5 separate regions of the Homo sapiens genome follow, and regions 2, 3, 4 and 5 are each linked to region 1. The links are chromatin loops, found by intact Hi-C in ENCODE. Cell type or tissue: PC-3. All regions are shown on one strand. Each heading gives the region's core, and the rest is flanking DNA. Links, peaks and the distances in the headings are about the cores only. Region 1 has its middle 110 kb from the start of CT47B1. Region 2 has its middle 30 kb from the start of LAMP2. Region 3 has its middle 34 kb from the start of C1GALT1C1. Region 4 has its middle 45 kb from the start of LAMP2. Region 5 holds the start of CUL4B (cullin 4B).

The links. Peaks named below come from ENCODE experiments on the same cell type or tissue, not always from the same donor. Only the 100,000 strongest peaks of a DNase experiment are listed, where the experiment ranks them.
Region 2: a loop joins it to region 1, with 11 times the contacts of the local background. A loop is called at or near these places in 68 of 110 quality-filtered maps.
Region 3: a loop joins it to region 1, with 11 times the contacts of the local background. A loop is called at or near these places in 12 of 110 quality-filtered maps.
Region 4: a loop joins it to region 1, with 7 times the contacts of the local background. A loop is called at or near these places in 16 of 110 quality-filtered maps.
Region 5: it touches region 1 in a loop (7-fold over the local background); 3 of 110 quality-filtered maps call a loop at or near these places.

Annotation. Positions count from the first base shown.
Region 1 is chrX:120,767,363-120,773,778 of GRCh38, forward strand. No RefSeq gene overlaps it. Among named protein-coding and RNA genes, the nearest start is that of CT47B1, 110 kb to the right of the region's middle. In PC-3, for the core only: CTCF peaks have their summits at 2,833 (motif pointing left), 4,088 (motif pointing right) and 4,299; DNase peaks (open chromatin) are centred at 1,529 and 2,769; H3K27ac peaks cover 2,906 bases.
Region 2 is chrX:120,495,725-120,502,140 of GRCh38, forward strand. No RefSeq gene overlaps it. Among named protein-coding and RNA genes, the nearest start is that of LAMP2, 30 kb to the left of the region's middle. In PC-3, for the core only: a CTCF peak has its summit at 2,508; a DNase peak (open chromatin) is centred at 2,477.
Region 3 is chrX:120,661,194-120,667,609 of GRCh38, forward strand. No RefSeq gene overlaps it. Among named protein-coding and RNA genes, the nearest start is that of C1GALT1C1, 34 kb to the left of the region's middle. In PC-3, for the core only: a CTCF peak has its summit at 3,096 (motif pointing left); no DNase peak of the experiment used is centred there; H3K27ac peaks cover 1,304 bases.
Region 4 is chrX:120,510,918-120,517,333 of GRCh38, forward strand. No RefSeq gene overlaps it. Among named protein-coding and RNA genes, the nearest start is that of LAMP2, 45 kb to the left of the region's middle. In PC-3, for the core only: a CTCF peak has its summit at 3,524 (motif pointing right); a DNase peak (open chromatin) is centred at 3,534.
Region 5 is chrX:120,558,302-120,564,717 of GRCh38, forward strand. It overlaps CUL4B (cullin 4B), which reads right to left and starts at 2,661. Exons shown (of 20, transcript NM_001079872.2): 1 at 1,782-2,661. The coding sequence starts at 2,337. RefSeq lists enhancers at 1,730-2,615, 2,613-2,907, 2,616-3,500 and silencers at 2,881-2,960, 3,261-3,310. In PC-3, for the core only: no CTCF peak of the experiment used is centred there; DNase peaks (open chromatin) are centred at 2,750 and 3,220; H3K4me3 peaks cover 4,129 bases; H3K27ac peaks cover 2,369 bases.

The sequences.
Region 1 (6,416 bases), core at 859-5,858:
AAATACCCATATACTCTTTACTTAGTCTCTCCTCTCTTTCTCTATATGTGTATGTATGTATATATGCACATATATTCCTGAACTGTATGAGAGTAATGTATATATCATCATGGACTCTTAATACTTCAATGTGTATTTCCTTAGAATAATGATATTCTCTTACATAAGCATGGTATAATTATCAACTTCAGTAAATGTAATGCAGATACAGTATTTTATCTAATCTACTGACTCTATGGCAATGTTTCCAATTTACTAAATAGTATTCTTCTTAGCATTATTTGCCCCTCCAGCATAGGATGCAATCTAGAGTCAGGTATTGCCTTTGGCTATGTCTCTTTCACCTCTTTTAATCTGGAACATTTCCATAGCTTTTGCCTTTTATGACACTGATACTTTTGAAGAATAAGATCTTTTTTTAAAATAATAGAACACTCCTAGGCTGGGCGCAGTGGCTGACACCTGTAATCCTACCACTTTGGGAGGCCGAGGTGGGCGGATTGCCTGAGCTCAGGAGTTCGAGACCAGCCTGGGCAACACAGTGAAAACCCGTCTCTACTAAAATACAAAAGAAATTAGCTGGGCATGGTGGCGGGCACCTGTAGTCCCAGCTACTCGGGAGGCTGAGGCAGGAGAATTGCTTGAACCTGGGAGGTGGAGATTGCAGTGAGCCGAGATGGCGCCACTGCACTCCAGCCTGGGCAATAGAGCGGGACTCCGTCTCCAAAAAAAAAAAAAAATTGGACACTCCTTATTTTGGGTTTTTTGATGGTTCCTCATGGTTAGATTGAGGTTATGTGTCCCTGTTTGGAAAACTACATAAGTGGTGCTGTGTCCATCTCAGTACATCACAGAGGTCCTTGATATCCATCTGCCCCTTTGATAATGCTAACGTTGACCATCTTTTCAAAAAGTGTTTTCCAATTTCTCTACTGTGTGCTTACAGTTTTTTCCCTTGAAAGTAATAAGCAGTCTGTGAGAATAGTGTTCCAGGCAGGGGGCCTAGTAAGTATAAAGGTCCTGAATCAGGAACATGCCTGGAGTATTGGAGACACAGCATGGAAGCTGGTAAGGCTGAAGCAGAGTGAATGAGGGTGAGACCAGAAGGAGTTAGAGGTCAGAGGAATATGAGGTGGCAGACTGTGAGGGCTTTAGACACCATTGTAAGAAATCTGGCTTTATTCTTACCAAAGTGGGAAGCTACTCAAGGTTGAAAAGGAGCAGCTTGTCATTTTTTGTTATTATTATTATTATTTAAGGGTTCCAAGTTTAGAGAAGCTAGGTCTCAGTGAAGCAACTTGTTCCCAGAGAACAGACATTTCTCAATTATTAGATTAGATAAATTAGATGAATCAAAACACACGACAGCACTCTAGACTAATGGTGATGGTAAAATTGCTCATATAAGTGAAATCTCAGACTGTGAGTCTACAGATGTCAATATCTTAGATACGACTTTTCAAACTTAAGAACCTATGAGGGAATAGTATATGTCCAAGTACAAAAAGGAAATATGGCATTCTTATCCAGTTAGTCATTCAACAGGAAGGACTTCATCAGGCAATATTTGGTTACAGGAACCTGAGCCATCCTGTTTTGCTAAAAGGATGTATGACTTTTATGTTTCTACATGAAAATTTACTTGATATAGTTTATAAGTGGACAAATGCTGAAAGCAGATGTGTATCCAAAGATGACTAGAAAGAAAAGGATGATGTAGAAATGAAAAACAAAACATCATTGAATCAGTCATCTGAATTGGTTTTTGGGAATCTAAATATGAAAATATTTTGCAGTTATTGAGCAAAGACGATGGCCATTCTTCTTTCAGCAAAATTATGAGCTGCCAAAGTTTTCAATCTTGGCATTATCAATTAATTAATTTATTTTATTTTATTACTTCTATTTTTTTGAGTCAGAGTCTCACTCTGTCACCCAGGCTGGAGTGCAGTGGCACAGTCTTGGCTCACTGCAACCTCCGCCTCCTGGGTTCAAGGGATTCTCATGCCTCAGCCTCCCGAGTAGCTGGGACTACAGGCGTGCACCATCATGCCCAGCTAATTTATATATTTTTAGTAGAGATGGGGTTTCACCATGTTGGCCAGGCTGGTCTCGAACTCCTGACCTCAAGTGTTCTTCCTGCCTCGACCTCCCAAAGTGCTGTAATTACAGGCATGAGCCACTGCACTGGGCCCTTTGAGGCTGATGAAAGCTCCAGGATCAGAATTAGGGGGAGGGGTAAGGTCATGCTGCCCAGTGGTTACGTGCATGATTGCTGGGCTAAAGACTGCTATGCTGAGGGAGCCCGGGAAAAAACCCTGGACATGATGGAGACATCGCTAGGGCCGGAATGGCTGAGGCATTCCCATTCCTTTGGCTTTGACTCTATTTCATATGGAGCACCAGATGTCTGGCCAAAGGATGTCATGCCTCTTCCCTTGCCTAGTGTGTGTTGTCTGCCATCTGCATGGCATTTGAAATACACTTGGGGTTTTGCTTAAGAATCCAAAGAAGGCATTTATTTTAATCAGAAATTGTTTCCCATTCTTACTGAATATAAAAATAATAAAATTGTAAGTATATAAACATGGACAAGCAACAGTCACCCTCCCCACTTCCACTCTCCAGAGATGACCGCGGTTAAGTTTGGTACCTATTCCTCCAGATGTTCTGCCTACCAGTACTCAGGTCAGCTGTGTTTTATGCAAGGAATGTGTTCCTGAGGGCACCACATAATTAGATATTTGCGTAATTCAAAACCAGCCTTGACAAAGGAAGGGCAGAATTTCTGTTTGTCAGCTAAACTGGTGCCACCATGTGGCAATAGTGTAAACATGACTTACAGTTCACTTAGACTTCCAACTTTGAAATTATGTGATTCTTAGTGACATTTTAATTTGGGAGGACTTGCATTATTTCAAACGTTGTACATATACTGAAGCTAAAATATTTTATATCACAATATTTCAAATTCTTAAAATTCCAATTTATTTAAAATGTGTTAATTTTAAAATGGTATCATATTACTAAAGTTTTTCTAAAACTTGCTTTCTAAAATTCAGATAACCATATATTTTGGGCATTCTCCCATGTCAGCAAATGTACTTTTGTTTCTTTCTTTTTAAGGGCTGTGGATCATTCTGGTGTAGCAGTGCATCCTAATTCATTTAACTAAGTCTCTATATTGATGGATAGTTCTTCCCAGGGATAAGGTCTCCTTCTTCTGTCTTTCTGTCATCAGATTTGTCTTCAGTTTCAGGGCCCTCAACAAATCTATGTAGTTCTCAGTGCCAGAGACTTGTGGCCAGAGAAAATCAAACTTCTGTCTCTTGGCAACCATTCAAGCAGTGACCCTGAGCCCTGACCAAGTGCCCCAGAAGTCACTTGCTTTTTTCTGCACTAAACACACTTGGCATTGTCACTGAACTGACCTGGTCTGATGTTGTAGGATGGATTCTGTGGAAGTAGTTGCTGAAACAGAGTTTGAAATGTAAGCTATTTATTAGGAATGTAACACACAGCCAACAGATATTAAATTATTGGAATTCAGGGGCTCAATTTGAGTTAAGGGGTTCACTTTGAGTTAAGTGTTTCTGTCCATATTCCCTTAAGAGCAAAGTGTGTCAAGAGAACTGGGTGGGGTTTTTAGTTGGTTTGTTGGTGGTTGGCCTTTTACTTTTTGGTTAGAATACAAATTAGATTCAAGAATGCTCCATACCTGGAGGCTCTGACACAGTATGGAATTCCAAGCTTTATGGGTCATTATGGCTATAATCAACCTATATAATAGTCTTCAGAGTGACTTTCTCAAGCTTTTTTCCTCGTGTCTGAAGGCTTCAGTTAGGCAGCTTTTAATGTGAGGAACTTCACTTCCTCCTATCTTTTCCATAGCATTAATTATCTATTCTGGAAACTTCTGCTCTAAAAACAGATGTTACTCCAGGAACTTCTCTAAGTTTTACTCATTAGTGAAAAGCATTGTACAGAACCTTTTGGGGAGGGGAAAGGAAAATGACTGCCGCCATCTAGCTTGACCCTTCCTCAGTCCTCACTTCCCTGGTTGAGACAAGTAGGGCTCAATAATGTCTGTCTTCTCCTCTTCTTCCTGAGTATACCACCAGATGGCATTTCTCTGCCCCCTTGCTCCTAGATGGGGCTGTATTACAGTTCTTGTCAGTGGAATGTGAGCCAAAATGATGAGTGCCACTTCTAGGCCTGGCACATGAACCTGCCAGAAAAAGAGGATCCAGTGGAAGACCCAGAGACCCTAAAAGATGGCAGAAGCCACATGATGGAAAGAGCATGGATATGTGAATGACTGCATGGTGCAAAGCCATCCACGCCACTCCATGTTCCATATTAGACTATAGCATGTGTGAGAAATAAACCATTAAGCCATTTCGTGTTAAGCCACTGAGATTTCTTTTAGAGCAATCTGCTAATAATCAGCCTCAACTAATAATTTCAGACCTGCTTCTCCTTATTGGATCAGGAATGAGCACCTGCTACTTCAAGGACAGTAATCTCCTCACTGGCTAGTGACCCCATGGCCTAGCATGCAATATGAACTGGCACAATCAGATTTCTTCCTTCACGAAGAGCCTCAACTTGAAGTAAATGTAGTTGGATAGGAATCTCAGTCCATATTATGTAACTTATTATAAAATGTAACGTATTTGTTTCCTATATCTGTTTTCAGTTTCCATTTGGCCAGTTGGCAGAAACTTAATTTCCGTCATTTTAAATTTCAGTTAGTTCAGGGTTTCCTTAGTGAATTCAGAGTGCCAACCTCCTCCTTCCCAGCTGCAGATGGCATCTATGTTTGTGGTGTTTTCACTTTCTACTGTGGTAGAAAGCCATCCACTGTTAGATTATTGTCCTGAGCGCCAAGTCTTCCTGATTTCAGCTCTCTCTCAGCTATTTCCTTGCTCCTCTGTACCCAGAGGGGTACATCTGACTGCTCCTAACACCACTGTTGCGAAGTTCCATGAGGCTATCTCAGTTCCTTTGCATAGATATGTGACACAACCATCTCTATTGCTCCTTTTGCATATTGGTGAGGGATAACTCTGCAGGGCTTTCCACTTCTCTGGGCTCCATCTAAGAAGTTAGGCACATGTCCAGTTTATTTTTGAACCCCGCCCCCAGCCTATTCATTTGGTTTTATGATTGTCCCCAAGAAATTGGCTCAGGCTTGTAGGGCACAGGGATTCCCACTAACATATAATGATTTTGCTTCTCATCTGCTTCATTTTCTCTGTCGCCCAAGGAGCCCTCTGGTATGAGTGGGAGGAACGGGAAAACAGTAATGATAACAGGAAATAATGGGATAGGAACTATTATGATTAATATGTTAATATCATTCTGCTTCCACAAAAAAAATCTGCTATCTGGTAACATAACAGAAAGAATCAGACTGAAGAGTAGAACTGAGTTGGGTTAATGATGGAACACTAGCATATAGGTCCAGAGCCAGCTAGGGCCCCAAATCGCATTGTGGTTCCAGCTTAGTGAGGTTCAACCCTCCCTGTACTTACAGTCTTGGATTTCTGTTATTATTAATTTGAGCAATTTCCAGGGAAGCTCTCACTAAAATGTGTCCACTCAGTTTCCTAAGCTGGAAGCCTTGGAGTCTTCCTAGGATTACTGCAAGTTTCCACAGATGACTATCTTGATATGAAAATAGAGATCATATTAACAGCAATAACTCACACTTTTTTTTTTTTTTTTTTTTTTTTTTTTTGAGACGGAGTCTCGCTCTGTCGCCCAGGCCGGACTGCGGACTGCAGTGGCGCAATCTCGGCTCACTGCAAGCTCCGCCTCCCGGGTTCACGCCATTCTCCTGCCTCAGCCTCCCGAGTAGCTGGGACTACAGGCGCCCGCCACCGCGCCCGGCTAATTTTTTGTATTTTTAGTAGAGACGGGGTTTCACCTTGTTAGCCAGGATGGTCTCGATCTCCTGACCTCATGATCCACCCGCCTCGGCCTCCCAAAGTGCTGGGATTACAGGCGTGAGCCACCGCGCCCGGCCAATAACTCACACTTCTTAACACAGGACCCAGGAAACTGATGCTTGGCTATATTAGTTTATTAGGTATACCTAGACATATCTGTATCCCAGTCTATGTTCACCCTAAATGTCCCCACCCCATGCAGATATACACAAATGACTCCCCTCTTCCGTCTTTGATATTCAGTAAGTCATCAAGTCTTTTTTGTTCTACTCCCTTAATATTGTTTGAACCTGTCCCGTCGACTCAGTCTCCATCCTCAGTGCACTGTCTTAGGTGTGGTCCTCATTTCTCACCTGGTTTACTGGAACACCTCTCAACTGATTTCCCTCACCTGTCTGATATCTTCTCAATCACTTGTCCTCCACATGGTAACCAGAGTAATTTTCTTTTAGAAATGTAAAG
Region 2 (6,416 bases), core at 451-5,450, 270 kb before region 1:
ACAAAATCATATTGAAACAATACCTTCTTCACAAAAATACCAGTGATCCATTATAAGACAGGACTAAGAAACTGATTAGACTATGTGAACATGTACCAATAATAATTACTCCGGCTATTTGAAAATTTTCAGATAATCAATATAAATAACATTTTGCTTTAATATACACAGATGAATGTTATCTTTGTTTTTTAAATAAAGCATTTTACTTTTGACAACGGTTTTTGCACACTAATATAATAAAATCAATTTTTGGTACAAAATAAATATTTCAGAAAAGTTATATAGTTGGTTTCAGAGCTCTCCACTCAAAAGTGCATCAACTTGGACAAGAAGTTATGTGGTCACCTTAACTATAGCATACTTACCATATTAGCTTTTGCAGCAGACAGCCTGGATTTTAATCCCAGTTCTAACACTTAGTAGTTTTGTGACTTTAAGCTATTCAATCACTCTCATACTAAGTTTCCTCATCTTTGGTGTTTTTTTTTTTTTTTTTTTTTTTGAGACGGAGTCTCGCTCTGTTGCCCAGGCTGGAGTGCAGTGGTGTGATCTCAGCTCACTGCAACCTCTACCTCCTGGGTTCAAGCAATTATCCTGCCTCAGCCTCCCAAATAGCTGGAATTACAGGTGTGTGCCACCACACCCAGCTAATTTTTTTTTTTTTTTTGTATTTTTAGTAGACACGGGGTTTCACCATGTTGGCCAGGCTGGTTTTGAACTCCTAACCTCCAGTGATCTGCCTGTCTCGGCCTCCCAAAGCGCTAGGATTGAAGGAGTGAGCCACTGCACCCGGTCATAATTTTTGTATTTTTAGTAGAGACGGGGTTTCACCATGCTGGCCAGGCTGGTTTCCAACTCCTGACCTCAGGCGATTGGCCTGCCTTGGCCTCAAGTTTCCTCATCTTTAAAATGGTGATGATAATAATATAAATTCTCTCAGTGGTTTGTTGCAAGGATGAAATGAAATAATGTTTATAAGTCACTTGGTACAGTGCCTTGGAATGTTGCGCTCCCAGTAAACATGAACTATTATCATTGCTGTTGTTATTATGATTAAGAGGCTATATTCATGATTATTGTTAGATTTTCCTTACCATTAACTTGGCGTCCTAACAGCACATTAGTTGCCTGGCCTTGTCTTTATCTAGCAAAGGGATCCAGTGATCAGGAAGATTTGCCAAATTAAATGGTGGCATAGACCAGCATTGGCTTGTCTTGTCTTTTTTATTTTTTTCTTCTTTTTTTTTTTTTTGAGACAGAGTCTTGCTCTGTCACCCAGGCTGGAGTGCAGTGGCACAATCTCAGCTCACTGCAACCTCCGCCTCCCAGGTTCAAGCAATTCTCCTGCCTCAGCCTCCTGAGTAGCTGGGATTACAGGTGTGCACCACCACACTTGGCTAATTTTTGTCTTTTTAGTAGAGACGGGGTTTTGCCATGTTGGCCAGACTTAGACCAGCATTTTCAAAATTATTTTTTCTCAGAATCCTGCAAGAATACTACAACATTGCAAGGATACTGCATTATTACAGAATCCTGCAAGGTGCTCTGTCAGCAAAAGATTCTGTTGTCAACTGGTGTTGGGAAACTGTAGACATGTGTTGTAAATTCATAATACGTATTTAGCACTATAAAATCTCTCCAAAGTCCTGCAATAAACACTTTTATTTTGCTTACCCCTCAGTTTCCAAATTTATTTGATAATGTAGCCTCTCCTCCCCTCTCTCTTTTGTATGCGTGTGATGCCTTCAACATAATAGAGAGTATTCTACAAAACATTTTGCAAAATATCGATCTAATATAACATTTTCATTTTAAAAATGAGAGGATCAACTGAGAGAAAGACTTTCCCAAGGCCACACAGTAATAGTGGATATGTAGACCTAGATGCCAGGGCTCCAAATCCTTGTGCTTTTTCTTTTAGGGAAGTCTCTTTGTATGTAATAATCTTTGTGCATGGATACATTAATGTGGGCTTTATATTGATAAGTAGGTGTGTGATACCTTCGACATTTCAAGGACAAGGACATTTTATAACAGCCAGAGGGTTTTTTTTTTTTTTTTTTTTTTTTTTGAGTGGAGTCTGGCTCTGTCACCCAGGCCGGAGTGCAGTGGCGTGATCTCGGCTCACTGCAACCTCCGCCTCCCGGGTTCAAGCGATTCTCCTGCCTCAGTCTCCTGATTAGCTGGGATTACAGGCATGCACTACCACGCCCGGCTAATTTTTGTATTTTTAGTAGAGGTGGGGTTTCACCATGTTGCCCAGGCTGGTCTCGAACTGCTAACCTCAGGTGATCCCCCACCTCGGTCTCCCAAAGTGCTGGGATTACAGGCGTGAGCCACCGCGCCCGGCCGGGTTTTTTTTTAAATTGTGAAACCTACAGTTTTAACAACCTCCACGCTCTCCGGGACTGAAGGTTTCCGCTCATAGCCAGCAGGCAGGGACCACAGACCGCAGTAATGGAAAATGGTCTCTTGAACTGACACCGGATGAATGCCAGAGGGCGCTCTTTCCTAAGCGGTACCAATTTAGAGTCCCTAAGCAGGAAGGCACAAAACCAACAAGTTTCAAGGAGACGGAGGAAGAGAGAAAACACTGTCTCTGGAGGAAGTATAATAATGTTTAAGATATAAAGCCATGGACGAGAAGTTAGAAAAGAAAGGGAGACAGAATAGCACTATATCAATATATAAAACAATTTCGTAATCAACAAAACTAAGATTATAAGCCAGGCGCCGTGGCTCAGGTCCGTAATCCCAGCACTTTAGGAGGCCGAGGCGGGCAGATCGCTTGAAGCTAGGATTTCTAGATCAGCCTGGGCAACATAGCAAAACACCATCTCTACCGAAAATACAAAAATTAGCCAGGCGTGGTGGCGCACGCCTGTAATTCCAGCTACTTGGGAGGTTGAGGTAGGAGAATCGCTTGAACCCAGAAGACAGAGGTTGCAGTAAGCCGAGATCACGCCACTGCACTCCAGCCTGGGCGACAGAGCAAGACTGTCACAAAAACAAACAAGCAAAAGACGAAGATTATAAACAAAAACATGTAAATGCAAAAAAAGTTTTTAATGCATAGGAATGATAAAAAGCCAACATGCAATTATATATATAATTGCATATTATAAATAATTATAATTAAATAATTATGTAATTAATTTATATTATAATTATATAATATATGCACACATACATATAACCTGTACAAATCTATGAAACCACCAAGTCTCCAACAGCCAAAATGTCAACTTCGTATTTAGAGGAAATAATATAGAAATAATTGCTAAGGACCCCATCTCTAAAAAATAAGAGAACAGAAATTCCTGATACTTATTGAGCACATATTATGTATTTGGTAACTTATGTCCACTTTTAACACTTAAGCTTAAGCTTATGAGGTAGTTATTATTAGAATATCGTCCTCATTTTTCTGGTTTTTTTTCAACAGGGTCTTTGTCGCCCAGACAATCTCGAACTCCTGAGCTCAAGCAATCCTCTTGCCTCAGCCTCCTGAGTAGCTAGGACTAGAGGCATGTGCCGCTATGCCTGGCTAATTTAAAAAGGGAAATTTTAGAGGTGGGGGTCTTGCTATGTTGCCCAGCCTGGTCTGGAACCCCTGGCCTCAAGTAATCTTCCCATCTAAGCCTCCCAAAGTGCTGGGATTATAGGTGTGAGCCACCGTGACCAGCCTTGTCCTCATTTCACACATGAGGAAACTGAAGCTTAAAGGCATATGTAACTTGTCCAAGTTCACAGTGCTAAGTGAAAGAGACAGCTGAGACTTCAAGGTCTTCTTCCAGAGGACCCAACTACTCCCTGCTTCTTTCCCATGGCTTATAAAGCCCTGTGTGGCCTGGTTTCCACTTACCTCTCCAGCCTTCCTCATCACTCAGCTCTCTGAAAAGACCATGTTCCCTGCCTAGGACCCACTTCCCTCCATCTTTGCCTGACTCAATGTTACCCGTCCTACTGGCTCAGCTTAGACATCACTTCCTTCAGGAAGTCTTCTCTGTTCTCCAAGCCTGGATTAGGTGACCTTTCTTTGTGGGTGTTCGGCTCCCCATCATCTCACCACACTGTATGGCAACTGTCCACTTCCTGATCTGTGTCCTCTGTTAGACTGGGAATTTGGGGAGAGCAGAGAGTAGATTTGGCTTGCTCCCCACTGCATTTCCCAATCCTGGCACAATGCCTGCCACGTAGTAAGTTCTCTATACACAGAGACTCCTCTGCTTAAAACATTTCTTAGAGAACCACATGTGAAGAGCAAATGTCATCAACTCTGCCACCAGCAGATGGTTATTGGCTGCCATTTTGGTCTCTGGCATTGGTGGTTCATCAGGCATGTTTGCTGTGATTTTGCTTATGTTTGAGTAGTTTAATGAACGTTATTAACATATTATATATCTGATACATATAAAGAGTGTTGAAAGTCCCAGTAAGAAGTGACATAGGGTTACAATATAAATGAAATTAGAGCCGGGTGCAAAGGCTCAGGCCTGTAATCCCAGCAGGTTGGGAAGCCGAGGTGGGAGGATTGCTTAAACCCAGGAGTTTGAGACCAGCCTGAGCAACATAATGAGACCCCATCTCTACGAAACATTTTTTTTAAAATTAGCCGGGCATGGGCCGGGCGGTGGCTCACGGCTATAATCCCAGCACTTTGGGAGGCCGAGGTGGGTGGATCACGAGGTCAGGAGTTCGAGACCAGCCTGGCCAACATAATGAAACCACATCTCCACTAAAAATACAAAAATTAGCCGGTCATGGTGGCACATGCCTGTAGTCCCAGCTACTCGGGAGGCTGAGGCAGGAGAATCGCTTGAAACCAGGAGGTGGAGGTTGCAGTGAGCCGAGATCGTGCCACTACACTCCAGCCTGGGAGACAGAGAGAGACTCTGTCTCAAAAAAAAAAAAAAAAAAATTAGCTGGGCATGATGGCATACGCCTGTTGTCCCAGCTACTTGAGAGGCTGAGGTGGGAGGATCACTTGAGCCCAAGAGGTTGAGGCTGCAGTGAGTCATGTTTACGACACTGCACTCCAGCCTGGGTGACAAAGTGACCCTGTCTCTCAGGAAAAAAAAAAAAAAAAAGGAAAAAAGAAATAAATGAAATTAGAAATAAATAAATATGAAAATTAGCAGGATTGTACAAAATACATATGAACAGTTAAGAGTAGTAAACGTTCTAATGGACAAACACTAAATCATGCAGCGTGTGAAGAAAGCTGCATCAACGAAGGTCAAAAACATCTATAAGAACCATATATTTTGACTGGGGAAATGCGTGTCTTAGGCTAATTTCCAGAGCACTTATTTTTGGCTGGTCAAGGTGGAGTTAGAGGTCTCTGTCCACTTTCCAAAAGTATTTTTTTAATCCTGTATGACACAGGATGGCCCTGAGTTTCTCCAAAATCTATTATTGTGACATCTTGAATTTAAAGATGTTATGGCAAAGAGCTAAAATAATCAATGTTTATGAAGGAGGGTCACATCTAAAAAATAAAACAAAAAACAACACAGAAAATTCCTCCTATTGTGTATCCCCTTACCCCATTTCTATAGGATTTTAGAAGGTATTATCTAGATTTTGCAATGTATTACCATCTCCTGAATGCCTATTACAGGTCAGGCACTTTTATTTTATTTTATTTTATTTATTTAGTTTTGAGACGAAGTTTCTCTCTGTCACCCAAGCTGCAGTGCAGTGGCATGATCTTGGCTCACTGCAACCTCCGCCTTTGGGTTCAAACCATTCTCTTGCCTCAGCCTCCCGAGTAGCTGAGATTACAGGCAAGCGCCACCATGTCCAGCTAATTTTTGTATTTTTAGTAGAGACAGGGTTTCGCCATGTTGGCCAGGCTGGTCTCGAACTCCTGGCCTCAGGTGATCCACCGCCTCGGCCTCTCAAAGTGCTGGAATTACAGGTGTGAGCCACCGTGCCTGACCTAGGTCAGGCACTTCTAAATATTTTTTTCATTTCATTCATCCATCCCTGTGAGACAGATACTATCTCATTCTACAAATTGGGAAACTAGGGCCCTGAAAAGTTAAGTAACTTTCCCAAAGTCACACAACTAGGAAGTGTTTATGTTGGAATTGGAAGGATCCAATATGCTCCTTACAGTCCACCAGCCTTCCTCTGTTATCTAATTTCATTCTCACAACAATCACGTGAATGAAGTTAAGAAAATTATTCCCCCACTTCTCAGATGAAAACAGTGAAACCCAGGAATGTTCACGGTGTCACTATGTAGTGAGTAGAGATAGACATGAACTCACTTCTTGTGTCCCTAGGTCCAGTGCTCTCTCCAGGTCACCATATCTTTATTTCTTCATTGGTTGGTTAAAGGCTAGTGGTTGGAGCTTTTCCAGGGATTAGTCCTTCTTAGTGGCTGTGGAGTATGTGCCTGAGGT
Region 3 (6,416 bases), core at 638-5,637, 110 kb before region 1:
ATTGCATGTCTTAATTTCTCAGATTCCACCATTTGAGATTCAATCCCTTGGATCATGAAGGCTTTCCTAGCCAAAGATCTTTTTTAAAAATAAATCTGGTACCTGGCATGGTGATTCACGCCTATAATCCCAGTGCTGTGGGAAGCCGAGGCAGGAGGATAGCTTGAGCCAGGAGTTTGAGACCAGCCAAGGCAACAGAGTGAGACCTTGTCTCTACAAAAAAAATTTTTAAATTAGCTGGGTGTGGAGGTGTGCACGTGTAGGCCTAGCTACCTGGGAGGCTGCGGTGGAGGAGGATCAATTGTGCCCAGGAAGCGTAGGCTGCAGTGAGCTATGATTGTGTCACTGTACCCTAGCCTGGGTGACAGATCAAGACCCTGTCTCTAAAATAAAAAAAAAATTAAAAACTGAATCTATCTAAACGAGCAGCAATGATTTATCATCAGCTAGCACATCAGATAACATTTGAGTGGAGAAAAATGGGCTGTTATCTAAATCCTTCAAACAGGCTAGGTGCAATGGCTCACACCTGTAATCCCAGCACTTTGGGAGGCCAAGGCGGGCGGATCACCTGAGGTCATGAGTTCAAGACCAGCCTGGCCACCATGGGGAAACCCCATCTCTACTAAAAAATACAAAAATTAGCAGGGCGTGGTGGCAGGCACCTGGAATCCCAGCTACTGGGGAGGCTGAGGCAGGGAGAATCACTTGAACCCGGGAGGTGGAGGTTGCAGTGAGCCGAGATCCCACCACTGAACTCCAGCCTGGGTGATAGAGCGAGACTCCATCTCAAAAAAAAAAAAAAAAAAAAAAAAAAAAGGCCAGGCGCAGTGGCTTAGACCTGTCATCCCAGTACTTTGGGAGGCCGAGGCAGGTGGATCACGAGGTCAAGAGATCGAGACCATCTTGGCCAACATGGTGAAACCCCATCTCTACTAAAAATACAAAAAATTAGCTGGGTGTGGTGGCGCACGTCTGTAGTCCCAACTACTCGGGAAGCTGGGGCAGGAGAATCACTTGAACCTGGGAGGCAGAGGTTGCAGTGAGCCGAGATCGCGCCACTGCACTCCAGCCTGGCACTGGAGATTCCGTCTCAAAAAAAATAAAATAAAATAAAAATAAATAAATAAATAAAAAATAAAAAAAATCCTTCAAACAAAGGACATGCGTAATTAATTCAGTTTCCTCAAAGTGATCAGTTTTGGAGAATCAGGACACAAAAGTCCAAAAAGGATAGATTAACTTTTTAAAATATTTTTCCCCGCTAGCAAAGAATAAATTTTATATTGGTACCCTTGAGGTTTACTACCGTTTAGAAAGCCAATCATTTGGGGCCTTGTCCATTGTTTTTGCATGCCAGATGACGTTGCCAGCACGTTTAGTAAACAATACATTGTAATTCTCAGAAGGTTGACTGCAACCTTCTTCTGTAGCCTTTCTTACCTCCCTGAAAGTTCCCTTTGTTTTTCAAGATTACACGAAGACTCAATCGCAATCACGTATCATGATGGAGTTTTATTTCTTCTCAGCATGCTGTAACAGGCTGTTTGATTTTCTGGGTTTGGGCTATCTCCTCTACAAAACTATAAGTTCCGGGGAAGGGATCTTGTTTGTCTTGTTTATCTCTCTATTCCCAATGACTAACATAGGGCTTAGCATATTGTAAGTGTGATGGTAATTTTATGTGTCAATTTGATTAGCTTAAGGGATGCCCAGAGAGCAGGTAAAACATTATTTTTGGGTGTGCCTGTGAGGGCGTTTCCAGAAGAGATTAGCATTTGAATTGGTAGAGTGTAAAAAGAAGGTTATCCTCATTAATGTGGGTGGCCATCATACAATTTATTGAAGACCTGAATTTGGAGGAAGAGTCAATTCACTCTCTTGAGCTGGGACATCCGTCTTCTCTCACACATCAGAGCTCCTTGGTTCTCAGGCCTTCAGATGCAGACTGAATTATCCCACTGGCTTTTCTGGTTCTCCAGCTTGCAGAAAGCTAACCATGGGACTCTTTGACCTCCATAATTGTGTGAGCCAATTCCTACAACTGAGTCTCTCTTCCTATTAATACATACATAGATATAAATATATTTTATTGTTTCTGTTTCTCTGGAGTACCCTGACTAACACAGTAAGGTGTTACATACATATTTGTTGAATGAATGAGTGAAACTTATAAAGGCTAAGCTAACTTGCCTATTGTTAAATAGCTATTAAGTGACTGATCCAAGACTTGAACTAGGCTAGCTAATAGTAGACCCCAAGTTGTAACCACCATACCAGACTATCACTGTTCTTTTTTGCAACTGAACCATGTCAAAGGCCATAGAGTAATTGCTAGGGAACTTAGAATCAGCTTTTCCCTCTCCTCTCTTTTCCCCTTTCTTTCCCTCCCTCCCTCCCTCCCTTCCTTCCTTCCTTCCCTCCCTCCCTCCCTCCTTTTCTTCTAAGATCTGGAAGGGCTATTTGAGGTCATCTTGTTCAACCTGCACATTTTACAAAGGAGAACCCTAGAGTTGAATCAGTCACGCGGCTTGCCTAAAGGCAATAAGTTAGTGGCAGACTTAATAGATAAGTTTAGCTTTCGTGGTGGGCATCATTCTAACAAAATCAATGGAGATCTAATTTATTTCATTCTTGTTTACCCAATATCTGTTTATTATAACTAGATTAGTCATGCCACTAACCTGGGACTGTGTCTTGCTCATTTCTACCTAAGTGGCATAGACCACACTGGTTCCTTTGCTGGGGATTTATTCTTTTTTCCTACATCGATCTATTTTATTCATCCTTCAAGCCCTAGCTCTGTTCTCCCCTCCTCCATACAGACTTCTCTGGCTCATTGCAAACTCATACAGCACTCTGCATTTGGTCTTTAATCACACATTACCATGTATTTTCATTTAAATGTTCTCAGGTATGTCTTTCCCACAGGCTCCCCCCACCACAAGCTCATCAAGAGCAGGATCTATATCACATGTAAACCTCTTTTGTAATCCTCTAGACTCCTAGAAAAGCACTAGACACATAGTAGACACTCAGGGAATAATTCTTGAATGAATGAATGAATAAATGATATAAACAAGAAAAAAAATGAAATGGTAAACTCTGCCATCTTGTGGTTATTCATCTTTGGTGTTGTCATTTTCACTGTATTTTTTTAGTGTTGAAATTAGAAAAGCATCACATGGTAAGAAACTAAGGTGATGATGGTGAAATTGGGAAGGTTTCTTTTTCTTTTGCTCAACGTACCAACAGCATGGTTACTGAAATATTTCATAAGAAAAACTAGAGGTGGAGGGAAACAAAAACCCAAAACAAATCGTGTACCTGAGGATTGAATATAGACCTGGGAAATATTTATTGGATTTCCTCAGGTACAATCCATGCTTCGAATGGGTCAAGTAAGAGAAATTGTCCCAACATGTTCAACAATTCAGAACTCTGATCAGATAACCAATCTACTTATTTAAGGGGAGCTATTAATAGACCTTTTATAACAGTCATCTGGTGAAGAGAAGCACTGTTTTATTTATTTATTTATTTATTTATTTATTTATTTATTTATTTATTTTGAGACAGGGTCTTGTGCTGTCACCCAGGCTGGAGTGCAGTGGCGCAATCTTAGCTCACCACAGCCTCAACTTCCTGGGCTCAAGCGATCCTCTCACCTCAGCCTCCTGAGTAGCTGGGACTATAGGTGCGTGCCACCATGACTGGCTAATTTTTAATATATATATATTTTTGTAGAGGTGGGGTTTTGCCATGTTGCCCAGGCTGGTCTATGAACTACTGAGCTCAAACCGTCTGCCCGCCTCGGCCTCCCAAAGTGCTGGGATTACAGGCGTGAGCCACTGTGCCTGGCTAAGAATCACTGCTTTTGATTTAACAGTCCTGGGATCCAGTCTTAGTTTTGCTGAACAACCTTGCGCAGATCACACAACCTCTCTTATCTCAGTTTTCTTACCAGTTAACTTGATGCCTAATTTACTTCCCAGGGCTCTCATGACACTCTATAGGACCACAGGCATGAAGGTTCTTCAAAACATTTTAAAAAAGTGATATACATGTTTAACAATACTACAAAAGAAAAATAATGTTTATCCTTTTCATTTGTACAGCACCTGAGCATTTTAAAATGCAGTCATGACAGCGGGTGGGGGCTCACTCTTGTAATCCCAGCATTTTGGGAGGCCAAAGCAGGAGGATTGTTTGAAGTCAGGCATTTGAGACCAGCCTGGGCAACAAAGTGAGACCCTGTCTTATGAAAAGAAAAATTTAAAAATTAGCTGGATGAGGTGGTGCTCACCTGTAGTCCCAGCTACTCAGGAGGCTGAGATGGGAGGATCTCTTCAGCCCAGAAATCTCTTGAGGCTTCAGTAGGCCATGATCATGCCACTGTACTCCAGCCTGGGTGACAGAGTGAGGCTCTGTCTCTCTAAAAAAAAAATAATAATAAAAAGTAAATAAAAACATCATTTTTTTTAAAAAAAGTGCCTTCGTGCCCATTATCTATTTTCAGTCTCACAGCAACCCCAGGATGCAGGCAGGCATTATTACACTCAACTTACAGATGGAATTCAGAGGTTCATATACAGAGTCAATAAAAATATATTGAGGACCTGTTATATGCCAGGCATACTGATAGGTACTTTCCCATGTTAGAGAAGTTAAGTTAGTTGTCCAAAATCATCTGGTGGTTAAGTGGCAGAGTCTGCACTCCAACTCAGATCATCTGATTTAGGAATCTAGGGCTCAAACCCTACTATCTTTAGGTCAGTCTAATTCCTCTCCTGAGGGTATTCACATTTGATTTTTCCCTTTCTTTTATGGAATGAAATATTTTGTTTTCTGTTAGATATTTAAGGTCTCAAGAGCAGGTGCACCAAAAAACACTGGGTGCAGGCTACAAGCCTATACTTTATTTAATGCAGTGGTTCTCAGCCCTGGATGTAAAATAACATCACCTGGGGAGTTAGAAAACAATTACCCACATTCTGGCCCCACAAGAAAGTGATTAAATCAGAGCCTCCAGCAGTGGAGCCTGAGAAAAAGTTTTTTTTTTTTCCTTTTAAAAGTTAATTCTAATGTACAGTTAGGGTTGAGAACCACATTGCTATAGGAGAAAAGTCAGTGACCCAACATCTTAACATAGTCAATTCAACTTTTCTAGAGACTGTTCCTAGCAAATACCAAGAAAATTCAATGAGGAAAAAGGAAGAGGAGTAAATAAATATCTTAGAAATGTCATTTGTTCAATCTGATTTAGTAGTGCAAGTAAGTTGGATGGCAGTTGATGGAAGTAAACCATTAGAGATGAAGAACCAGGAAAGAAAAGGACATGGATCCCACTTTGAGGTAGGGAGAGAGATGGCAGACACATCTTTCTTACCTCATAAGAGTAGACACTATAAACCCCTATTCATTCATTTATTCCTAGATCAAATATTTACTGAGCATCTAGTATGTGCCAGACGCTATTCTAGGTACCGTCAGTATAGCAAGCCAGATACAGACATTAGACTCATGGAACTTTCATTCTAGTTGTGAGTGTAGAGGAATGAATGGTTCTGCTGTGATGCCCTGGTGACCTTGAACACCTTCACCTATGTCACACAGCCAAGGTTCAACCATGGTCTGACTCAAATCTTGGAGGAATACTCTGTGATCTCTCTGCAACATGGCAAGATAAGAAATATTGTGATAAGTTGTCACAAGCTCATTTCTCAACTGCCTCCTTATCTTGTGGGAGGGTGCCATGAGGTAGTTTCTTATTTGCCTCCCTGGTTCCAGTGAAACATAGAGCTTTGTACCATCACACACATACACACACACAGCCCACTTCAGTAGAGCTGTAGCATAAACTGCTTGGCTATAATTTAGAGTTGGCTTCTGCACACCAGAGTGACCCATTGCTTGTGTCATCTGCCATCTGACATCTCTAATTCAGTGTCATCCTGTGGGATTAGCAACATCATACTGATCTTGTTTTGCTGCCTGTGTTAGTAATAAACTGTATCCATTTGGGCTAGTTGTCTTCTTATTGGCTGAATCTATGGAAGTGTGCTAAGCTAACCTAGCAGCTACCAATGCACTGTTGCTTAAGGGGCTTGACTGTTTGAAAAATTGGGACAGATCTGATCCATACCAGTTAGATAGAAAAACAAAATTATTTCAAATTGTGATAAATACAATGAACCCTAAAATATCAACCCTACGTGGGCTTAGAAATCACCTAAACACTGGGGAGAATGTGCAGGTTTAATTGAATAATTTCAATAAACAAACATGTAAGAAATGAGAAAAACACAAAATCATTGAAGAAACACCGTAATTGTTGTGGGCAAAATGGATGTTAAAATTAGTGGGAGAAAAAAAAGAAGCAAAAAAAAAAATTAGTGGGAGAAAGTTTGAGAAGA
Region 4 (6,416 bases), core at 415-5,414, 260 kb before region 1:
AATATCTAAAAGCAACTCGTGCCAATATTTATATTGCTTTCAACTTAAGAATGTCTCATTGGCTATTTCAGACTAAGAAATCTGAGAAAGATTTCATCTCTAAATAGGCACACAATATATAAAGATGTACTTTGGGACAATAACTACATAAAGGAGGAGAGGTAGAGCTGTATAGAAGCAGTTTTTATATATACTATTGAAGCTAAATTAGTATTAATTCATACTAGTTAGTTGTAAACTTAAGATGCCCATCATAATCCCCAGGGTAACCACTAAGAAAAAAACCCTAAAAGATATATATATGAAAATAAGCCAGGCGAGGTGGCGTGCACCTATACTCCCAGCTACTCAGGAGGCTGAGGAGGGAGGATCACTTGAACCCAGGAGCTCTAGTCTAGCCTGGGTAACACAGTGATACTTTGCTTCTATTTAAAAAAAAGATATGCATAAAAGGAAATGAGAAGAGAATCAAAACGGTATACTACAAAAAAAAATCAATCAAATACAACAGAAGGGGAGATTTACTCATCCTTCCCTGGTTGGATGTATACATGAGGCATATAATAGTCCCCCCTTATAAGCAGTTTTGTTTTCCCTGGGTACAGTTACCTGTGGTCAACATGGTCCAAGAATATTACATGGAAAATTCCAGAAATAAACAATTCCTAACTTTCAAATTGCATGCCATTCTGAATAGCATGATGGAATCTCATGCCGTCCTGCTCCATCCCACCCAAGATGCAAATCATTCCTTTGCCCAGCACATCCATACTGTATATACCACCCATTAGTCACTTAGTAGCCATCTTGGTTATCAGATCAACTGTTGCAGTACTGCAGTGCTTCTGTTCAAGTAATCTTTGTTTTAATTAACAATGGCCCCAAAGCACAAGAGTAGTAATGCTAGCAAATTGTTACAATTGTCCTATTTTATTGTTGTTAATCTCCTACTGTGTCTAATTTATAAATGAAGTATAGGTATGTATAGGAAAAAATGTATATATAGGGTCTGGTACTATCCGTGATTTCAGGCATCTACCAGGGGTCTTGGAACATACTCTCCTCAGATAAGGGGGGACTGCTGTACAAGCTATTAAACTGTTTTTCTCTTGTGAATCTATCTTTTGTTACAGGAGTCCATCACAATTAACAACTATGAAGGGTAGAGAGAAAATTATCTTTCCTCCCCTAGAGTTTCTGGTGATGAGGATAGGATCTCTGGGGTACCCTGCTCACTCTGGAACCTGCCAATGAGATCCCGGGGAAACTGACAGAAGCTGGCTAAGGGTAAGAATTCTTACCAAAGTCAACTCTCCTGGATCTGTCTGTAGCACCTAGTAGAGAAGAGGAAGGCAAACACTTTTCTTTGCTCCTTACTTTCTAACTTTGATTAGCAGGAGGAAAACATCTGTACCAATTGATTTTTTTGGATTATGACTCTGGCTTGATCCTTTCCCTCTCAGAGACAGCTTTTGCTTTCCTGTTGGTCTCGTGTCCTGAAAGCTTAGCTTGGCTTTCTACCTGTCCGGGCACACAGGTTATCAAGCCTGTATTTGCAGGCAGCCAACTGAAAGGTTGGCAGCCCCCAATAATATGGCCGGACAGAAATGGGGGTTGCACCCTACTTGTATCTAGGGTCCTACCAACTGTTGCCAGCTCTCAGAGGATTCTCTGTCTTTTGGCTATCTCTGGGAGTGGTTCTGGATCTTGGCAGTTGGGGGGAGGGCTGTATCTTTGCACCCTCTATGAAGACACCCCTTATACCCACAGTTAAGCCATTAAGGGCTTATTGGTTTTGGTCAAGTCACTCGATAAATATAACTCTGAAAATATCCCCAGTGGGGTGACATGAATTGCATGCCAGGTTCTGGACAGAAATATAGTTAAAAATTAATCAGGCTGCCCTTTGGCCCACTTTCCTTTTGCTGAAAGTCATGTAGTACTAGATACTGACTATTTGCATTCCCATTGTTCCTATAGATAGGATCTCTGACATTGGAATTATAAGGCTTTCGTTTAAAGACTGCTTAAGATATTCTCAGGATCCTGAATTCTAGTGGAAAGGCTGAAGCCAACCAGTTTCAAGACCCTCAGAGAGGAACCAAATCAGCACAAGAATATACTTGTTTCTTTTTTTAAGATAGAGTCTTGCTCCTCAGCCAGGCTGGAGTGAAGTGGCACAATCATAGCTCACTAAAGCCTCAAACTCCTGGGCTTAAGTAATCCTCCAGCCTCAGCCTCCTTAGTAGCTGGGGCTACAGGTAGATACCACTACACCCAGCTAATTTTAAAAAATTTTTTGTAGAGATGGGGTCTCCCTATGTTAGCCAGGCTGGTCTTGAACTACTTCCCTCAAGCAATCCTCCTGCCTTGGGCTCCCAAAGTGTTGGGATTATAGGCATCAACCTGGCCAAGAATACAGTTTCTTCATCTCCAAGTCCTATGACTTCATCCTGCACTCTTCAACCAATCAACAATCTCCACACTTTGGCCCACTCCAAAACCCTTTAAAACCCTAACCTCAAATTCCTTGGGGAGATAGATTTGAGGTTTCCTCCCATCTCTTTAATTATCCTACCATTAAACTTCTTTCTCGGCCGGGCGCAGTGGCTCATGCTTGTAATCCCAGCACTTTGGGAGGCTGAGGCAGGTAGATCACTGTAGGTCAGGAGTTTGAGACCAGCCTGGCCAACATGGTGATACCCCGTCTCTACTAAAAATAAAAAAATTAGCTGGGCGTGGTGGTAACGCGCCTGTAATCCCAGCTACTCGGGAGGCTGAGGCAGGAGAATTGCTTGAACCTGGGAGGCATGGGCTGCAGTAAGCCGAGATTGTGCCACTGTACTCCAGCCTGGGTGACGGAGCGAGACTCCGTCTCAAAAACAAAAAACAAAAACCTCTTTCTCTGCTGTAACCCAGCATCTCAGCATATTGATTTGCTGTGTACATTGGGCAAGAAACATATTATGATTACACCTTTGGTTTAAAAGAAAAAAAAAGGAGTTCAATTCTGCCAGGAATATTCTCTATTCTTTTTGATCCTGTTCCTTCCATGGAAACCTCAGTCAACTGAAATTCCTTTCTCAAAATCCTGCAAACTATATGCTCTGCCAACTCTGGCCACCTCCTTTTCGTTGACACAATTTTGCTAATAACTTGAAACTTCATTGGCTTCTTCAGAAAACTTAAGATCTCCCCAAACTGGTGCTAAGACCTCTTCCTCCCCGTTGCTTCTGCTCCTCCTTCTGCCACTTTCGATCTTTAATTCAGTTTCTTTGAACCTTGATCTGTTCCCCCTCCAAGCCCCTACCTCCTCCATCCTTCTGTCCACTACTGTGAGACCTTTTACCTTCCCACTCCAGCCCCTTAGTCTCTTGAACTGTAGAACTCTGGCTCTCAAGAGACTTAGGGACATCCAAAAGCAATTACATGAGGCTAAAAAGAAAAGGAAGGCTAGTTAGAAATAGACTGGATATTTCATCCACTCCGATGGGCTTTGGAGATAGACAACCACTAGGTGTCTCCTCAGTCACCTACATTTTAGTCCACAGCCTCATGACTGACCTCTGGAAATAGGCAAATATGCTACAAAACTCCTAGGAGAGAACTTTCATCCTTTCTCTGTGTCTTTGAGATGTAAAATTTCTTCTCTAGGGCCTGAGGGCTATCTCTTTTGAAATGAAAATCTCAAGGAGATGACTCTCACCTGAAGGAAAAAAAAGGAGCTGTTTGGAAATTGGGCAAATGAAGAATCTTGTCTTTTCCACAAATACTTGTAAAAACCTTTAGCCATCTGAGTAGGTAACCTTAACTTACTCTATCTGCTAGAAACACAATTTAGATACAGCTATTCTCTTACAAACGAGTGAGTTTCATATTATTGTACCTGATACATGGCTAAAATTTTTAAATGAAAGCTGTAAAATCTGTTTGTATCTGTATGTTTATGTATGTCTCTGTAGATATGACATTTTTCTATCCCCATGGTATTATGTAGTTTGTAAACAAGGTCTACTTCACTGGCTTTAAGAAAAATAAACCTGGCTGAGTGTGGTGCTTAGGCTTGTAATCTTAGAACTTTGGGAGGCCCAGGCAGGAGGATTGCTTAAGGTCACCCTCAGCAACATAACGAGATCCTCGTCTCTACAAAAGAAAATTTAAAAATTAGCTAGCCATAGTGGCTTGTGCATGTAGTCCTAGCTACTTAGGAGGCTGAGGCAGGAGAATTGCTTGAGCCCAGGAGTTCCAGGCTGCAGTGAGCTATGATCCTGCCATCGCACTCCAGTATAAGTAACAGAGACCACGTGTCCAAAAAAAAAAAAAAAAAAATGCCGAGCATGGTGGCTCACGCCTGTAATCCCAGCAGTTTGAGAGGCCGAGGCAGACAGATCACCTGAGCTCAGGAGTTCAAGACCAGGCTGGGCAACATGGCGAAACCCCATCTCTACAAAAAATACAAATATTAGCCAGGTATGGTGGCATGTGCCTATGATCACAGCTACTCGGGAGGCTGAGGCAGGAGAATTGCTTGAGCCCAGGAGGCGGAGGTTGCAGTGAACCAAGATAGCGCCATTGCACTCCAGCCTGGGCGACAGAGCAAGACTGTCTCAAGAAAAAAAAAAAAGGACAGAAAGAGAAACTTACATAAATTAAGTATTCTCTTAGAAAACAGAAGAACTAACCCAAATGCTTTTCAAGTTCACTTGACTGGTAATCTTTGGTAAATAATACTGTTGGTTTAGTTAAAAAAAAAAAAAAGAAAAGAAAATGCCTTCAGAGTTGTCAGCATCAGCATTAAATATAATGCAGACACACAACTTTTATTCTGAGTTTACTAGTCGAGTAAGCTTATGTTATTTCTACTAGATGTTTATGATTATAAAATTAATTCAACCAAGAATAAATATATAAGTAAAAATGCAGTATTTGTTACTTCATATATATCAAGTACAGCAGTGAACAAAAAACCCATGAATTTAAAAAGAAACACACACAAGAGACGGCAGTAATAAAGGATTAAGGAACAAAAAAAATATGATACATAGAAAACAAATAGCAAAATGACAGAAGTCCTTCCTCATCAGTAATTATTTTAGATGTAAAAAAATTAAACTCTCCAATTTCAAAAGTCAGAGATTGGCAGAATGGATTTAAAACCAAGATCTAACTATAAATTGTCGACAAGAAACTCACTTTAGGTTCTAGACACAAACAAGTTGAAAGAGAAAGGATGGAAAAAGACATTGCAAGCAAACCAAACCAAAAGAGGGCTAGGGTTGCTCCACTAATGTCAGATAAAATAGACTTTTAAGTAAAAAAGTGTATTATTACAAGAGACAACAATAATATATATTGATATAGGGGTAAGGTATTAATAATCATAAACAGACATACCTAACAGTCCCACTATATATGAAGTAAAAACTGGTAGAATTGAAGGCAGAAATAGACAGTTCTACAATAATGGTTGAAGACTTCAATACCCCACTTTCAATAATGGATAATACTAGACAGAAGATCAATAAGGAAATAGAAAAACTGAACAACACTACAAACCTACTTGGCTCGGTAGACATATACAGAACATTCCACACAAAACAGTAGAATACACATTCTTCTCAACTCCACATGAAACATTCTCCAGGATAAATCACGTTAGGCCACACAACTCTCAATAGATTTAACAAGACTGAAATCATATACTATCTTCTCTGGCCACATGGAGTAAAATTAGAAATCACTAATAGACCAGGTATGATGGCTCTCGCCTGTAATCCCAGAAATTCGGAAGACCAAGATGGAAAGATTGCTTCAGGCCAGGAGTTCAAGACTAGCCTGGGCAACATAGGGAGACCCAATCTCTGCAAAAATTTTTAAAAAATTAGCTGGGTGTGGTGGCATGCACCTGTAGTCCCAGCTACTCAGAAAGATCGCTGAAGCCCAGGAGTTTAGGCTGCAGTGAGCTGTGACTGTGCCACTGCACTCCAGCCTGGGCAACAGGGTGATACCGTCTCAAAAAAAAAAAAAAAAAAAAAGAAAAACATAGAATAGACTCAAGTTACTAAAATCAGAAATGAAAGTGGGATATTACTACTGATCTTGCAGAATTAAAAAGGATGATAAAAGATTGCCATGAGGCTGGGCACAATGGCTCACGCCTGTAATACCAGCACTTTGGGAGGCCGAGGTGAGAGGATTGCTTAAGAGTTTGAGACCAGCCTGGGCAATACAACAAGACCCCATCTCTACAAAAAAATTAAAAAAAAAAAACTAGTTAGGTGTGGTAGTGAATGCCTGTGGTCCCAGCTACCTGGGATGCTGAAGTAGGAGAACTGCCTGAACCTGGGAGATCTAGGCTGCAGTCAGCTATCATCGTGCCACTGCACTCCAGCCTGGGTGACAAGAGTGAGACCCTG
Region 5 (6,416 bases), core at 182-5,181, 210 kb before region 1:
AATAAAAATTCAAGAATGACCATAAAAAATAACAATCCTGATCTTATTTCATCATGTGTAAAACCTAAGTCGACATGAATTTTTAACCTGAGATTTAAAGTACTGTCTATGTGCAAGGTACTTTATAAGCCTCTTAATCTTCCCAACAATACCCTGAGGAATCTATTTTACAACCGAGGAAACTGAGGCTGGAACTCATTTAGTAAGCTTGCCCAAGGTCATCATAGCTAGTCAATGGCAAAGCTGGGATTCTAATTCAGGTCTGTTTGACCCCCACATTTATGCAGCATCTATAGAAATGGAAACATCTTAACTCAGGTTTTAAACTACATTTACGAGCAGAGTGAAATTTTTAAAGACTGAAAGAAATGACTCCAGAAACCATGTTGCATTTTCAGAATAGAAAGAAACATCTTACTCTAGGCTTTAAACTTCACTGACTAGCAATGAGTGTGGGGAAAAAAGTTTTAATTAGAATATCCAAATGCCTTAATAATATGCTTTTATTTTAGGAGGGAGAGAAAAAAATCTCTGAAACCAATTTGAAAATGCAACCAGGATCATAACTCATTTAAAAATCTTTAGCTACAAAATCCATATATTTTTAAGTGAAATAATGAAAACGTTACTCAATTACAATTCATATTGACTTCAGAAAGCTCTACTATTAAATCAGAAACTGAGAGCCTGGGTATGGGAAGGTAGTGATATAAAAAAGAAAGGGTTAAAAATAGACAACACCATAGCCCTCTGCTTGAGACAAAATAGAGCATACTCCTGATTTCCACACAATGTTAAAAACACAAGCATAGAGAACCTAATCTTCTCAATACTAATATTCAGCCACAAAGCACTTATCTCATAAATATTACTTAAGTTCATTCATTTACTTCTCTATTTAATAAACACTGTAGCACTGATTACCTGGCAGTTACGGGTGTTGAAAAAGTAAGTCAGAAAAACAGAAACACATTCAACAAATAAAAATTAATTCAGCTCAAATACATTTTTAAAAATTGCTGATTTTATATTTGCCTCAATGTATTCATAATACTCTCCTCACATATCTCAAACACGGTCTGAACAAATTTTCCTAAAAGCTGCAGGTCGATACTTTAAAATCCATTTTAGTGATGGAAAAAATAGATGTAGTAATTGTTCCTATCTTTAGACTAGTGGTACACAGAGTTACTACTTCTGTGTATACACAATGTTTTTCACTTTCAAACCCTACCTTTGGAAAGAAATGCAGAGAACATAAATTTTTCTTCAAATATTCCTTCCAAATGAGTTTCATGAATACAGTATAAATCTAATTATAAATCTTATTTGAGCATAAAAAGATCACTATTGCTACCTGCATTTCTAGGCATTGGATAATGTGGCCTACTGAAGCATAAAAATAAAAATCCCAGCAATGCCAAGGCTCGCTATGCACCTGAAATAAATAAACCTCTTTAGAATACAAATTTCTCACCTGCAAAATCCGGATCAATCATACCGATTGTCAGTGTTATAAGGAATAACAGATTAAATACAATAGGTTGAAAAAGACCTCAAAATACTGCACAGAAACACCCGGTGTATGCTTCAGCACAAGGATCCTAACCACCCCCGGAAAATGAACCCTCCACCAAAAAAGGACCTCCCCTCCACCTCATTGATTATGCATAAAACATTAGGCCACCTCCAAACTGTTTAATATATTAACATAAATAGAGCACGTGACCCCTCGAGTGTCAAATCCTTATTAGGTGATTATGGATTTTGGCCTTGGTTACCTTTAAAGTTCTTGATCACTAACTTCTTAGCAGAGCCAGGTTTGCTGTTAGCAAAGCTAGAGACGGTGGTAGAAGATTTGGCTAGGCCGTTTGCATGATGCACCGAAGCCACAGAAGAGATTAATATACTCTTATTTTTAAGTTGCTGCTGCTGAGATGTTGCAGCAGTTGGTGAAGATGAGGAGGAGGAGGAGGAGGATTCCTCAGCCATCTTCGCATCAAACCCTACAAACTCCAGGGTGTCTTCAAAACGCAGCTTCTTCTGTATCGGTACGTGGCTGGAAGCAGCCACTGAAACCCCCAGGCAGAAGGACGAGGTTGAAGGGGATGCCGAATCCCTGGGTTGTAAAGGAGGAGTGGAAGAGGAGGAAGAGGTGGAATCAAAGTCTTCTCTCTCGTTACTACTGTTACTGCTGCTACTGCTGCTGCTGTTTAACTTTCTCTTCTTGGCAGAGGTGGGCGGAGTGGTGCTGGTATTACCATCAGTGGCAGATCTGACCTCCTGAGCAGCAGCAGCAGCTGAGGGACTGGGGGAAGAAAAACCTGTTGGAAACATGAAAATAGCGGGGTCAACAGGCAGAGGAGCATCAAAAACCTACGTTTATATGCCTGCGTGCGTGTAGGAGAGAAGGTAGCAATGCTAGAGGGGGAAGGGAAGAAAGAAGAGAGGAGAAACACAGAGGACGAGAAGGAAAGTGAAGGGGGGGGCTACACCGGGGGAATGGGAGGGTTTGGGAAGGCGGATAGGCTGACACCAGGAGTGAGCAGAACGAGGGGGGAGAGCGAATGAGGAGGCAGACAGGTAAACGGCCGTGCCGTCCCCCTCCCCTGCTTTTCGATCTCTCTCCCCCCCTTTCTGCAGGAGCGACTCAGCGAGTCTGTGAGGCTGCAGCTCCTCCTCCTTTTCTCCCTCTCCCTGGGAGGGGAGAGGCTGTGGTTGGGGGAAAGGGGGAGGGGGAAAGAACCAGGGCTTGTTATTGTCAATAGCACAAGAGGCTAAAGATGGCGCCATTTCCGGTCACGCGGCGCCGAGGGAGGGGCGGTGTCAACCTCAGGGAGTGGGGGTGAGGGAAGCGCTGCAGCCGCCCGGGGGGCGGGGGAGCTCGCGCGTGAGGGGGCGGCTGGAAAGGGGCGGCTAAAGTGCCCCAGACGCTCGCGCTAGTTCGCTCCTGCTCCCGCTCCCCTTCGCGATCCCCTTTCCTGGCAGCGCCTTCCTTCCCTGGCCCACCGGGAACTCCCACTCCCTCCTTAACGGTCCCGCGGGAAGCTTCGCGCCGCAGCGCCCTTACCGGAAGTGACTGGGCAGACACTTTTCATAGCGCCCAGATCCCGAAGCCCCCAGGTCCGCAGGACTTGAGTGGGGGGGGGAAGGGGGGAGGGAGAAATTGGGGGGAAGAAAAGTGGATAGGAGGAGGGGGCGGGCCTTCGAGACACCTTCGGAGCTCCTGATTGGAGCTTTCTGAAGGCGAGGGGGTGGGGGGGGTGGCGGGAGGAGCGGGAAGGAGCCTCGGGGGAGGGAAGGTAGTGACGGCGAGGGGCGGAGTGAGCTAGCTGGGAAAACGGAGGAGGAGGAAGAGGAGGAGAGAGGGAGGGACGGAATAAAACGTAAGGGTCCGGGAGAATAGAAACTTTGAAAGAGATGAAAGAATAAGGAGTGGTTGCAAGGCTAGGGGAGTAACCCTAAATAGAGGAAAACATAATCATGCCATTATGCCCGCTGCTGGAGAGGAATGTCCCTATGTTAAGATAGGAAAGGAGAAGAAAACGAGCTAAGATAGGAAGAAAAGGACTTTTTAATTCGGTGCCGGTATAAATTGTTTCTCTTTTATCTCAAGGCACCACAGACCCAAGGCTGAATAAGGCCTGAATTTTGATGCCTTTCTCTTTCATGTAGCTGTAAATCCTTTTATCTTACTACCAGGAGCATTTTCTAAGCTGGCTGGCCAAATTAAGTGTGTATTCTAAGGCGAAGAAATGGAAAGGTAACTAACCCCTCACCCACCCAGCACTATGCCCAGGATCGTCCTAACCCCCACTCTATCAGTCCTTAACTCAGTAATTTATAGACCCAACAAAGCTAAGACCCACTTCCTTCTTTTGCCAAATCTCAGTTTACACGCTGTCCCAAAGGAGACATTTTAGAACCATATCGGCAAAAGTCAGTGTTTTCTACTAATGTGTTTCATGACCCCATGCTTTACAATTGATTATTGATTTAAAAAATCTTTAAGTTTGGTTAAATTAGCAACAATAAACCTTGTAAATTCCCTGTTGGGAGTTTTTACTTAACCTTGGGGCATTCTCAGAGGGAGGTAACACAATATCAAAAACTAAATTTGCCAACCTGTTGATCATTCTAACTGCAAAAGCATTCAGTTAGCATGTATGGTAAGACTATGCAAGGTCTCTGCCCTTGAGAAGCCAGTAGGGGAAGATAGTTTCAAAACTAATTTCCATAACAATAATATGACATATATACAAAGTGCTGTCAGAAGAGGCAAAACAAGAAATTTGGGAGAAATCTGGAATAGGAAGAGTTCTACAGAGATTATGTTTATGCTGTGTCTCAAAGTGGGAGTTGCCAAAAAGAGAAGAGGGAACAGGATGAAAGGCATTCTGGGGAACGGAAACAAGGGCAAAGCAAGGAGTGAAAGGGCCAGGCCTGTTTATGGAAACATGGAAAGTGCAGTGAGGCTGGGAAGTAGGATGTCTGGCTGGGAGTAAGGAAGATGAGGCTCAAAAGTGCCTGGCACACCAAGCCAAGAATTTGGAGTCTACTCTGTAGGCGATCATAGATAGCAGGGAGACAATCCAGCAAGCAGAGCTTTTACAAACCAGGGGTGACAGGATTGTGAGTGGAGTAAAAGCAGCTTGTATGGTATACCTTGTGATAGGTGAATCAGAACCCTGCAAATAAATCAACTTTCTAACTTTGTTTAAACAGGCCCACTTGTTTTTGTGTCTTGAAAAGTCCCTGATTAAAATGCAAATCAACCTTTGGCATTATTAGACAATATCATTGCTATTTGATGACAGCCTGCTGAAAGCAAGGCTCTAATGGAACTTAGAACCGCTGAGAAGGGAGATGGGGGCCTGAAAGGAGACAGATGGAAGCACTCCTATCTGTTTTGAATATACCACATAGTTTTTTTCATTTTGTTTTGTTTTGAAGACAGAATCTTGCTGTGTCGCCCAGGCTGGACTGCAGTGGTGTAATCTTGGCTCACTGCAACCTCTGCCTCCCGGGTTCAAGCGATTCTTGTGCGTCAGCCTTCTTGAGTACCTGGGACTACAGGCATGTATCACTACGCCTGCTAATTTTTTTTGTATTTTTAGTAGAGTCAGGGTTTTGCTATGTTGGCCAGGCTGGTCTCGAACTCCTGGCCTCAAGTGATCCGCCTGCCTCAGCCTCCCAAAGTGCTGGGCCTACCATATAGTTCTTGCTGCCCAAATAGAAACAGTAAACTCTTAAGGCCAGGAAAGACACCTTAATACATTGAACTTTCCTTTATCGTGTCTCACAGTTCACAAAATGCTGAACCACTGTAAATGCAGGGTAAATGCTTATTGAATTGAGTATTTCATTGCATGTGAATAAAATAATGCTGTGTCTTTATAAGGGAGGATTAACTGACTCATTTTCAGGATTTAATGAACAAGGTTGTTCTAATTCATGTAGTTAAAATCTTTAGGAGGGTATATGAAGTGCTAGCCATTTTAAAAAATTACAAATATTAGTGCAACTGAAAGGGAATGGACATAAAGATAAGAGAAAGCTGCTTTTGCCATACAAAGATAAACTTTTCTACTAACCTAAATGATAGCTGAGTCCTGTTAATATTTAACTACATTCTAGTAATAATAGTTCCCTATCTCACATGGTTATCTAAGCCCTTCAGTCTTCTGAGTTACATGTTGGTTTTAAAAAGCACAGATCTGGCCACGCGTGGTGGCTCATGCCTGTAATCCCAGCACTTTGGGAGGCCAACATGGGTGGATCACATGAGACCAGGAGTTCCAGACCAGCCTGGCCAATATAGTGAAACCCCGTTTCCACTAAAAATACAAAAATGAGCCGGACATGGTGGTGTTCACCTGTAATCCCAGCTACTCAAATGGCTGAGGCAAAAGAATCCCTTGAACCTGAGGCAGAGGTTGCAGTGAGCCAAGCTCACACTGCTGCACTCCAGCCTGGGTGACAGAGTGAGACCTTGTTACAAAAAACAAACAAACAAACAAAAAACAAGGCTAGGTGGCTCAGGCTTGTAATCCCAAAACTTTGGGAGGCTGAGGCGGGCCGATCACCTGAGGTCAGGGGTTCAAGACCAGCCTGGCCAACATGGTGAAACCCTATCTCTACTAAAAACACAAAAATTATCTGGGCACGTTGGCAGGTGCCTGTAATCCCAACTACTCGGGAGGATAAGGCAGAAGAATCGCTTGAACTCAGGAGGTGGAGGTTGCAGTGAGCCGAGATTGTGCCACTACACTCCTGCCTGGGCAACAGAGAAAGAGTCTGTCTCAAAAAAAAACAAAAACCTTCCAAGTTGGTTTGTAAAATATCTTTTACATCAAGAACCAACTAATTGAGGCTAGTTGAAGAACATAAGCGTATATTCTGTACACCCAAATGTT